Linked DNA regions of Homo sapiens: region 2 is linked to region 1. A link is a loop called in an ENCODE intact Hi-C map of the cell type or tissue named here. Cell type or tissue: CD14-positive monocyte. All regions are shown on one strand. Each heading gives the region's core, and the rest is flanking DNA. Links, peaks and the distances in the headings are about the cores only.

Region 1 (4,380 bases), core at 317-4,316:
CAGGACATTCATTTCCAGCATTTACTGATTGCCTGCCATACGCAGGTGCTGAGCCATGTGTATGATGAGGTGGTGAGTACAGCACTCCTGAACTATGTGTGTGAACCACGTGCTGAGCCATGTGTGTGATGTGGAGGTGAATACGGTGCTGCCTGTTTGCCCACACACTGCCAAGGAGATCAGGGTCTAGGGAAGCCGAAGACACGGGGGCAGGGAAGGCTGCCAGGAGAAACTGATGTCCAGGCTGTGACCTGAAGGCCACATTGGCAGTAATGTGGAGAAGCAGAGGACAGGGAGGCGCTCAGGCAAAGGAAGGAGCACTTGCAGAGGCCTGGAGGCAGGAAAGAGGGCTCATCTGGAGACCTCCTGGAAGTACCTAACGGCGGGTGAGGCTGGAAAGGCAAGCAGATCAAAGGCCCTGTGGCCCTCCAGGGAGCTTCCGTCTTCTCTTGCAGACAGCGGGGAGCCATTCAAGGGCCTTAACCTGGAGAGCGACACGATCAGGTTCGTGTTTTAGGAATCTTCCTTTGGCTGCTGAGGGAGATCAGATTTGAGTGGGGGAATGGCCTGGCCCCCATCTGCTACCTCCAGTCACTGGGGTGCCGAGAACCTGCAGATGGGGCAGAGTTTGGGAGCGTGGGTATTGGCCTCCTAGGGCACAGAGAGGCAGGGCCACCCCGGGGAGCATGCTTCAAATGTCACAATCCCTGGGCCCAGGTTTTGCCTGGATGATGTGTGTGTCCTGGGACATGGCTTGAACCCCCTCTGGACCTCAATGTCCAGTTCTTACCAAAAATTTTACCTGGAAGTCCTGAGTCTGAAATCCCTTTCCATCAGGTCTGATGTTCCATGGGTAAACCTGGGGGTCCGATGGGGCTTGAAGTTGCAGTTTTGGGGTCCAGAGGCAGAGGCTCTGGGCTGGGAAATCCTCCCCAGCTTCTCCCTCCTTCCCCTCCCCCAGTCTGTCCTTCCCTCCATCTGTCTGAAAGACAGTCTCTGAAACCCCGGGGACCCTTCCACACAGGCCGCCTGCTGTTTTTCCGTTAAAATTACAGCCTTGGAAGTTTTTTTTTTTATTTGCGTCTCAGCTCATTTCTGACATTCCTTTCCGACCACAATGGAGTTGCCTGGGCTGCCTGTGCCCTGGCTCACGCAGCTGTGGGCTGACCTCATCTCTACCAGTGCCAGCCAAGGGGCCGGGAGGGGGCTGGGCCTGGCCTTCCTTCAGGACCACAGGCCTAGCAGCAAGGAAACTCAGCTGAGAACAGGGGCCTCCTCCACCTTGTGCCCTTCTCCACTTGGAGTCTTCATGGCTAGAGGGGTCCAGGTGCACCTCTGAGGTTCTCCCTCCACTGCTTTCCTGGGTGGCTCCGAGGTGTGGTTAAATTGGGGGTGGGCACCCATGTCCCAGATGAAGACCCTGAGACCTCAAGAACTGGTAATACCCCTGGCGAGGGTCCCTCCCTGCTGTAGCCTGGGGTGGTCTGCGAGTCCCTTAGAGATGAGGCTTCCTCTCTCCCCATCTCTGGCCTTTGGAGAAAAATGAAGCCTCCAACAGTGACAGAAGGTGGCAGTGATGTAGAAAAAAATTTGGCCTAGGAATGGGAGTCCCGGGTTGTGATGCAAGCTGCTCTCCAGACCATTCCCTCTCCCCCTGTGTCTGTGCAGGGAGAGGGTGGACGAGGCGTGCTGGGGTTCCCTTGGCTCCAGTCTGCAAGAGCTGAGCTCCCACCAGGCACTTAGCAGCTGGTTATCCCTTCTGCTGCCGCCCCCGCCCCTTCCCCTCGCCCCCGCCGCCGGCCACCCGCCCGAAATAGAAAAGGAAAGGAAGTTATTTCCATAGTCAGCGGCAGCCCGGAAAAGCTCCCCTCCAGTGAGGGGGCGGGCGGGATTCCTAGAGCTGAAGACCAAATCAAAGCCAGGCCCGAGAGCTAGAGCAGCCCCCACCGCCCGGCCCTCGGCTGCCTTCTCAGTGTGCCGTTTTCCTGATTCAGCGGAACACGTGTCCTGCGGTTGCCACGCTGCAGGCTGCCATGGAGCTGTGGGGACCTCCTGGCCGGGCTCCGAGCTGCCCTCAGGCCCAGGGCGGTAGGGCGGGAGCCTGGGGGTCAGGGAGGGTGTGTGCCACCCCCTCTTCCTCTACTGCCTTGCCCAGCTGTTGGCTCTGCCATGGCACAGAGCTCCTGCCACACACACAACGGGCCTGGAAAGAGCGGCCCCAGAGCACCCTGAGAGCGAGATCCCTTCCACACTCACATCTCCACGCACGTTTTCAGAACATTGCTCAGGACACGGCCTCCTGAGGGGCTCCCCAGCACCTGGGCAGGGAGGCAGCAGTTTCTAGATAAGGAAACCGAGCCCTAGAGGGAACAGGGGCCCACCTAAGACTACCCTGCCGGCTGGTGGTTGAGCCAGAACTGGAGCTCAGATCTGCTTTACCCTCTGTAGGGATCCTGGCGTCCCCATATGCCCCTTCCTCAGCAAACCAGCATGCAGCAGGCTGTGCTGTTGGTGGCTTATGTGTCTGTTCCTTTGGACCATACCTGTCACTCAGCACCATGAGCCTGGCACTGTGTAGGTGCTAGGATAGAAGCATGAAAGGATGCGATCCCTGCTGTCTTTAGGGGACATTTGTAAACATCTATGGCTAAATCCACAGAGTTCCACATGTGCACCGTGGACAGACAGCTCTGTAGGTCCAGAGACCTGGAAGGGCACTGAGTGACTGGAGAGCATGAATGGCTGGGGAGTTCGCTGAGGCTGGTGGAGACATCTCCAGTGATGAGACAGAGTGACGGGCCTTTGTTCTGGAGGCAGTGGAGGCCATGGGAATCTCTGAGCAGGATCCGACCTGCCTGAGGACCTGGTGTGATGGGGCCAGGAGACCTGGGGTTGGGCTTAATGACTTCCTCTTCCCTGTCACCTGCCATCCCCTAGTATCGACGCGCTGGGCTCTGGAGCCCCTACAAGCCAGAGACGCTATCGGAACTGGAACCCACCACTGCTGGGCAACCTTCCGGATGACTTTCTCCGCATCCTGCCCCAGCAGCTGGACAGCATACAGGTAACAGGGGCCGCCCCCGCCTTCCACTCCCACCTGCTTGTCCAGCATCTCTCTTTGCCCACACAATTTGTGCCAGCCAGTTTTACTTCCTGATGTTTAAACCCAGGCTGAGCTATTTCTGTTGCCCTGGGTTCGTAGGGCAGGAATGCTGAACTGAAAGCCTCACTTCCTGCCTGGGCCTGGAGGTTTCCTGTTCTATCCAGGGAAGGTGACAGCCTAAGGAGGCTGTCTGCTGCAGCAGTCACCTCAGGCTGGAGAGAGGCGGGCATGGGGTGGCCAATGGTGGAGGGCCAGAGCACCCCCCTTCCTCCCTTGGGAAAGGGCCAGAGGCTGCTTCTTGCTAGATGTTGGCATGCCCCAAGGTGCCCCACAGCGGGGCAGGTCCACCCTGAGGCTGCTGGTGCAGGGAGAGGGTTGAGTTTGGGAATTGACGTATAGGCTGTTCCACAGTCTGCAGATTTGTTTTCAGGACTGTTCAGGTTGTAGATGAAGGTATGAGGTGGTCTGTGGCGTGGGGGAAAAATAGTTTTTAGGCTACTGCTGTGTCCCCTGCAGCAATGGCTCTGACCTGTCCGTTGGATTTTGGCTCGCAACCAGGTTCCATTAGGAGGTGTGAGCCTCAGGTGAGGGCTGGAGGATGTTGGACAGGGCATGTGTGCAACCAGAGGGATGTGGACGTTTGTGCAACATGTACCCTTGTGTGTACACATTCAACATGCTCGCTTCCCTCCTCAGGGTAACGCTGGGGGCCCCAAGCCTGGGAGTGGAGAGGGATGTCCACCTGCCATGGCTGGGCCAGGGCCCGGAGACCAGGAGAGCCGCTGGAAGCAGTACCTGGAGGACGAGAGGATCGCGCTTTTCCTGCAGAACGAGGAGTTCATGAAGGAGCTGCAACGGAACCGCGACTTCCTCCTCGCTCTGGAGAGAGGTGGGCAGCGCCTGCAGCCACTTCTCCCTGGCTGAAGAAGGGAGGTGATGCTGGCTTTAGCCTTGGGGCTCAGGAAAACACTGAGCTGGGGGCTGAGGGGGCCAGGTGCTTTCTGTCCTATTGAGGCATGACTCCCACCAAGTTATCCCATGGGAGCCTCAGAATTCTGCCTATGGGGACCTGGGTCACTAGCCCACCCCTTTCTCCCTCGGGACTCAGAGGAAGAAGGATGTGCACTCTTAGGCCTTCTTCCCTTTGCACACCTGCTCTGTGCCAGGCACTGGCCTTGGCACAAGGCAGCAGGGAGAAGAGCACTGCCCCTCCTCACAGAGCCCCAGCCCCAAGGCAGGCGTGATGTGTCTGGAGCTCCGGAAACAGAACGACTGGG
Region 2 (4,380 bases), core at 211-4,210, 53 kb before region 1:
TGCCTCATAGGGCAGGGGTGAGGATTAAATGAGATAAGTTTGGGTAAAGCTTATCGTTAAGAGCCCAGCACACAGAATTTGGGCTTGATAATATTGGGTGTCAAATGTTGGCAGCAGCATCATTGTCATTGTTTGCTGTCTTGGAGCATCTGGAAATGAGGACAATGGCCTCAGTTAAGGAACACCCTTGTTTTTAGACAGACGGTGGCCTTTAAAACTGTGGCAAATTAGTATGGAATGGAAACTTTTTTTCCCCGCCTGCTAATTTCTGATAGTTTGGGGCTGCCGTAATGAATTATTTTTCTCAGTGTGGATCCAAGTAAAACCCAGGATCAGAATTGGGACAATGTTGGAACTTGTTTTTAAGTGATGGAAAGAAGTAATAAACACAGAGTAGGAAATCCTTTAATCCCACAGGACCTGACTCTTAACCCTTTCCCTCCCGCCCCCCACCCCGAGTTTATATCCTGGATACTGTCTCCCAGGCAGGCTGGGTGGACTTTCAGTGCCAGGTACCTCTAATTCTCGAATGCCAGTATATTCTCCCTTTCTGGAGAAACTCAAGTTGCCCTCTTCGCTATTTCTTGATAGCAAAGAGGTTGCGTGAAAACGTAGAGGACTCAAATCGGAAGATCTGTGTTCTAGAATGTACTTCACAAGGCATCGGAGGGTTGTTACCTTATTAGCCCTAGGTTCTTTTTTTTTTTTTTTTTTGAGACAGAGTCTCACTCTGTCGCCCAGGCTGGAGTGCAGTGGCGATCTCAGCTCACTGTAAGCGCCACCTTCTGGGTTCACGCCATTCTCCTGCCTCAGCCTCCCGAGTAGCTGGGACTACAGGCACCCGCCACCACGCCTGGCTAATTTTTTGTATTTTTAGTAGAGATGGGGTTTCACCGTGTTAGCCAGGATGGTCTCGATCTCCTGACCTGGTGATCCGCCCACCTCGGCCTCCCAAAGTGCTGGGATTATAGGCGTGAGCCACCACGCCCATCGGCCCTAGGTTCTTAAGCTTTTTTCCGGTCCCAGATCCTGTGGATAATCTAAAGAGAACTTTGACACCCCTCCCAAAAAGCATAGGCACACACAAACACATTAAATTGCATTCGATTTTTGGGACGAGGGGTTCCATAGACCTCACAGAAATCTCACAGAGCCTTCGCTAAGAACCTTGTGCCAGGCTGTAAGCTTCACAAGGCGTGTTTCCACTGCCCAGTGACTACCTGAGTGCCCTGTGGCATAGACTAGGGGTTAAATACACAGGCTTTGGAGTCAGGGTGCCAGGGTTTGAATCCTTCCTCTGCTACTTGTGGGCTTGTTAACCTTGGGTACAGCTATTTAGTCTCTCTAAGCCTCAGTTTCCCCATCTATAAAGTGGAGGAAAGAACAGTACCGACCTTACAGGGTAGTTGTGAAGTTAGATGGGATAATATTTTTAAAGCTTACATTGCATGAATTGTTTTGCCTACAGAATGTCCATTGCCATCCAGAGGAATCTCATGTTGGTAGCAAGAACTTGCACTGTCTTTGTTGCAGAGCAACAGGTTATTGGGCTGTGGGTTAATGTGAGGCTTTCTTTGGATGAGTGGGGTTGGGGGGCAGATCCCCTGACATACCTCTTGGAAATTTGAGGGGTTGGGAGCTTTGGAGCAGGGCTCCTAGAAGCCTGCTAAACCCAGCTGCTCCTATTCAGTAATTTCCATGTGCTGTTGTTGATTTTGGCTTCAGGCATGGAGAGCCCTGCCTTGGGAGCTTCCTTGAAACTGGATGCCCCAACCCAGAGGGTGTGGGCAGGAGGGAAGCCTCAATGAACACTGGAGAAGCAGACTTTTTTTTCTCTCTCTAACTCTGGCTTTTTTTTTTTTTTCTTTCTCCCTAGGCTTTCTGCAGCAGCCCCAGCAATTACCAGGAGTGTTAACTGGGGTCAGGGCAATGGCAGGGCTTCTGGAGACTCCCGGGGGGAGTGGGGAGGAGGAGGAAGTGCCTCTCAGGCACCCTGGAATGAGGGCTTCACCTCCTGCTGCCCAGGCCCGCCTGCCCCTGGATGCCCTTTTAAGTGAGCTGCCCAGAAACCCATTGGCACCCTCCATAACAGCCCCACTCTCTGTCCCAGCCGCTCGGTGAGAATGGCAGGGAGTTAAAGGATTCTAAACATTGGCCCCCACTGAGCCCTTAATTACATTAACACACAAAGCAGCAGGGCCGGCCATCCCTACAAACAATTGCCGGCCTGTTTCCCCCAGCTGCGCCTCCCTTTCATCTGGGCCTCTTTCTCAGAGATGCTGGGTTCCAACCTCCCTACGTTTCCTCCTGTTTCATTGGTTTTGTCTCTTCCTTTCCCTGTCTGAGTCATTCCTTTCCCGCTTTGGTCCAAGAGGCCCGGTGTGGCACCAGCCGCTGAGCCCCATTTCCTATGTTCCAGAAGCAGCCCCATAACTCTGTTTTATGGTGGATACATGAGTGGTTTGAAAAGAAAAACGATGTGGTTATATTTTTGCCTCTAATTTGCATATTGTCCTGAAAGAGAAGCAAAATGCCTTCACTTTATAATGACTTCCCGTGCATCTTAACCACACTTTCCATTTGTTTAGAATTTGACAGCTTTAAATTTATTTTTTATTTTAAAATTTGTAAATAGAGACAGGGTCTTGCTATGTTGTCCAGGCTGGTCTTGAACTCTTGGCCTCAAGTGATCCACTCACCTCAGCCTCCCAAATTGCTGGCATTACACAGGTGTGAGCCACTGCACCCGGCCAGAATTTGGTTGTTTTTAGAAGTCCCATCCCATACATTTCTCACCGATCTGTAAATGTTTTGATGTAGTATCTAGGATGGGAATCACACCTATTTCAGGGGGTGAAGGGGCTTGAATGGGGACAAGATCCGGCTAGTCTGACTGCTAGGCCAATGCTCTTTCCTCCTGCCCACCTTTTTGGCTTGGTGTGGGCCTTTTTCGGTCCTCTCCAGTGTCTCAGCAAAATGCCAGCAGCAGGAGGCCATGCAGAGGCACCTTTGGTGATGGTGAACTTGAGCTCCTTGCTATGAGTGGCAGGTGAGGGACCCCTGGAGAACTGGCATTTCTCACCTCTGCACTTGACTCTGCCCCTCTCGCAACTTTGAGGGATGAATACGTCACTTTTTCCATTCCAGTATTGGTGGGTCTCTAACATTTCCAGAGAAGGAAGTTCTCTAGTTATCCCCATGTTCCAGGGTCTCCTGGCACAGGGCCCCTGACCCTAGGATGAGGACTTCCCAGTAAGCTGGGCTTGGGGCCTCCCCACCCAGCTTGGGGAGCCATCAGGCCTGCAGCCCCAGCCAGACCACCCTTGCCACCTCTGGGCCAACCACAGGTGGCAGAGGACAGGCGGTCAGGTGAACGCTGAGCTCGAGAGCATCTTTGCTGGCAGTACCAGGCCTGGGTAAGGGAGGACGGCCCTGTAATTAGTGTTCTTTTAGAGACAGCTGCTGTGGCTCCTTCTCTTTTGACCCTCTTCCTCCTTCACATTTGCACATGGCTTAGGGACCTGCCATTCTCCCTCATTCAGGCAGGCATTCCCAGGAGGCTCCTGTGCCCCAGATGGTGAAGCTTATCTCTTTTATATCCTCATGCTTGGGGGTGGCGGCACTGGCAGGGATCTTCGTCTGCTGGGGGTCTCTCAGGGACACTGGACCCTGCAGCGGCAGCTGTCTTCTGTCTCTTTGCCTGGGGCAGAGCACCTGAGCAGGCTGTGTTTCACTGCAGTGTCTTTGCCAAACTTCTTTAGAGCACTCTAAGGGCTAATGGGCTTTTGGTTATGTTCCCTGGAGAACTTCTGCCCCTTGGGAAGGGTACCGCACTGGCTTGCTTGTTTAGGTGTGACCACAGCAGAGCCCGAGGGCCTCTAGATTACAGCTGTGCCTGTCCCATCTCATTGCTCGGGGCTGCCTGGAGGGGTTTATTCCATCCCAGCAGCTCTTCATCCTGACTTCTCAGTCACACGGATTTTAGTCAGAATGTGTTCCCCTTGCCCCCTGGGTAGTTTACATGCTCGTTAAAGAAAAACTGGAAAATGTTTAATTTCCAGTAAAATTGATCATTCTGATAATTTCAGTACTACGGCTGAAAACATTTGGTTATATTTCCCTCTGTTCTTTTTTTTTTTTTTAATGTGCACAAGTTTTAAAAACTAGTTGTGATCTTACTGATTTACATACCTTTGAATCTAGCTTTTTGGTGTAACACTACATAATGAGAATTTTTAATGGAACGGTGTGGTTTTAAACACTCTTTTAAGTGGCTGTACAGTGTTTCATCCTGTGGCTCTGCTATGCTGACTATTGTTGACACCCCCTCCCCTCCAAACTCATCTTTATTTTAAGCCTCAGAACTTTATGGAGCGTGAA

The links. Hi-C counts contacts between places; a loop is a spot of excess contacts. Peaks named below come from ENCODE experiments on the same cell type or tissue, not always from the same donor. Only the 100,000 strongest peaks of a DNase experiment are listed, where the experiment ranks them.
Region 2: it touches region 1 in a loop (2.1-fold over the local background); 6 of 110 quality-filtered maps call a loop at or near these places.

The regions. Positions count from the first base shown.
Region 1 is chr17:57,872,275-57,876,654 of GRCh38, reverse strand. CUEDC1 (CUE domain containing 1) reads left to right here. Exons shown (of 11, transcript NM_001271875.2): 4 at 2,938-3,064; 5 at 3,800-3,992. Among named protein-coding and RNA genes, the nearest start is that of MRPS23, 24 kb to the right of the region's middle. RefSeq lists enhancers at 1-325, 326-967, 1,609-2,250, 2,251-2,891. In CD14-positive monocyte, for the core only: no CTCF peak of the experiment used is centred there; a DNase peak (open chromatin) is centred at 2,004; H3K4me3 peaks cover 2,325 bases.
Region 2 is chr17:57,924,881-57,929,260 of GRCh38, reverse strand. All of the region lies in intron 1 of CUEDC1 (CUE domain containing 1), which reads left to right. Among named protein-coding and RNA genes, the nearest start is that of CUEDC1-AS1, 15 kb to the right of the region's middle. RefSeq lists an enhancer at 1,534-2,049. In CD14-positive monocyte, for the core only: no CTCF peak of the experiment used is centred there; no DNase peak of the experiment used is centred there.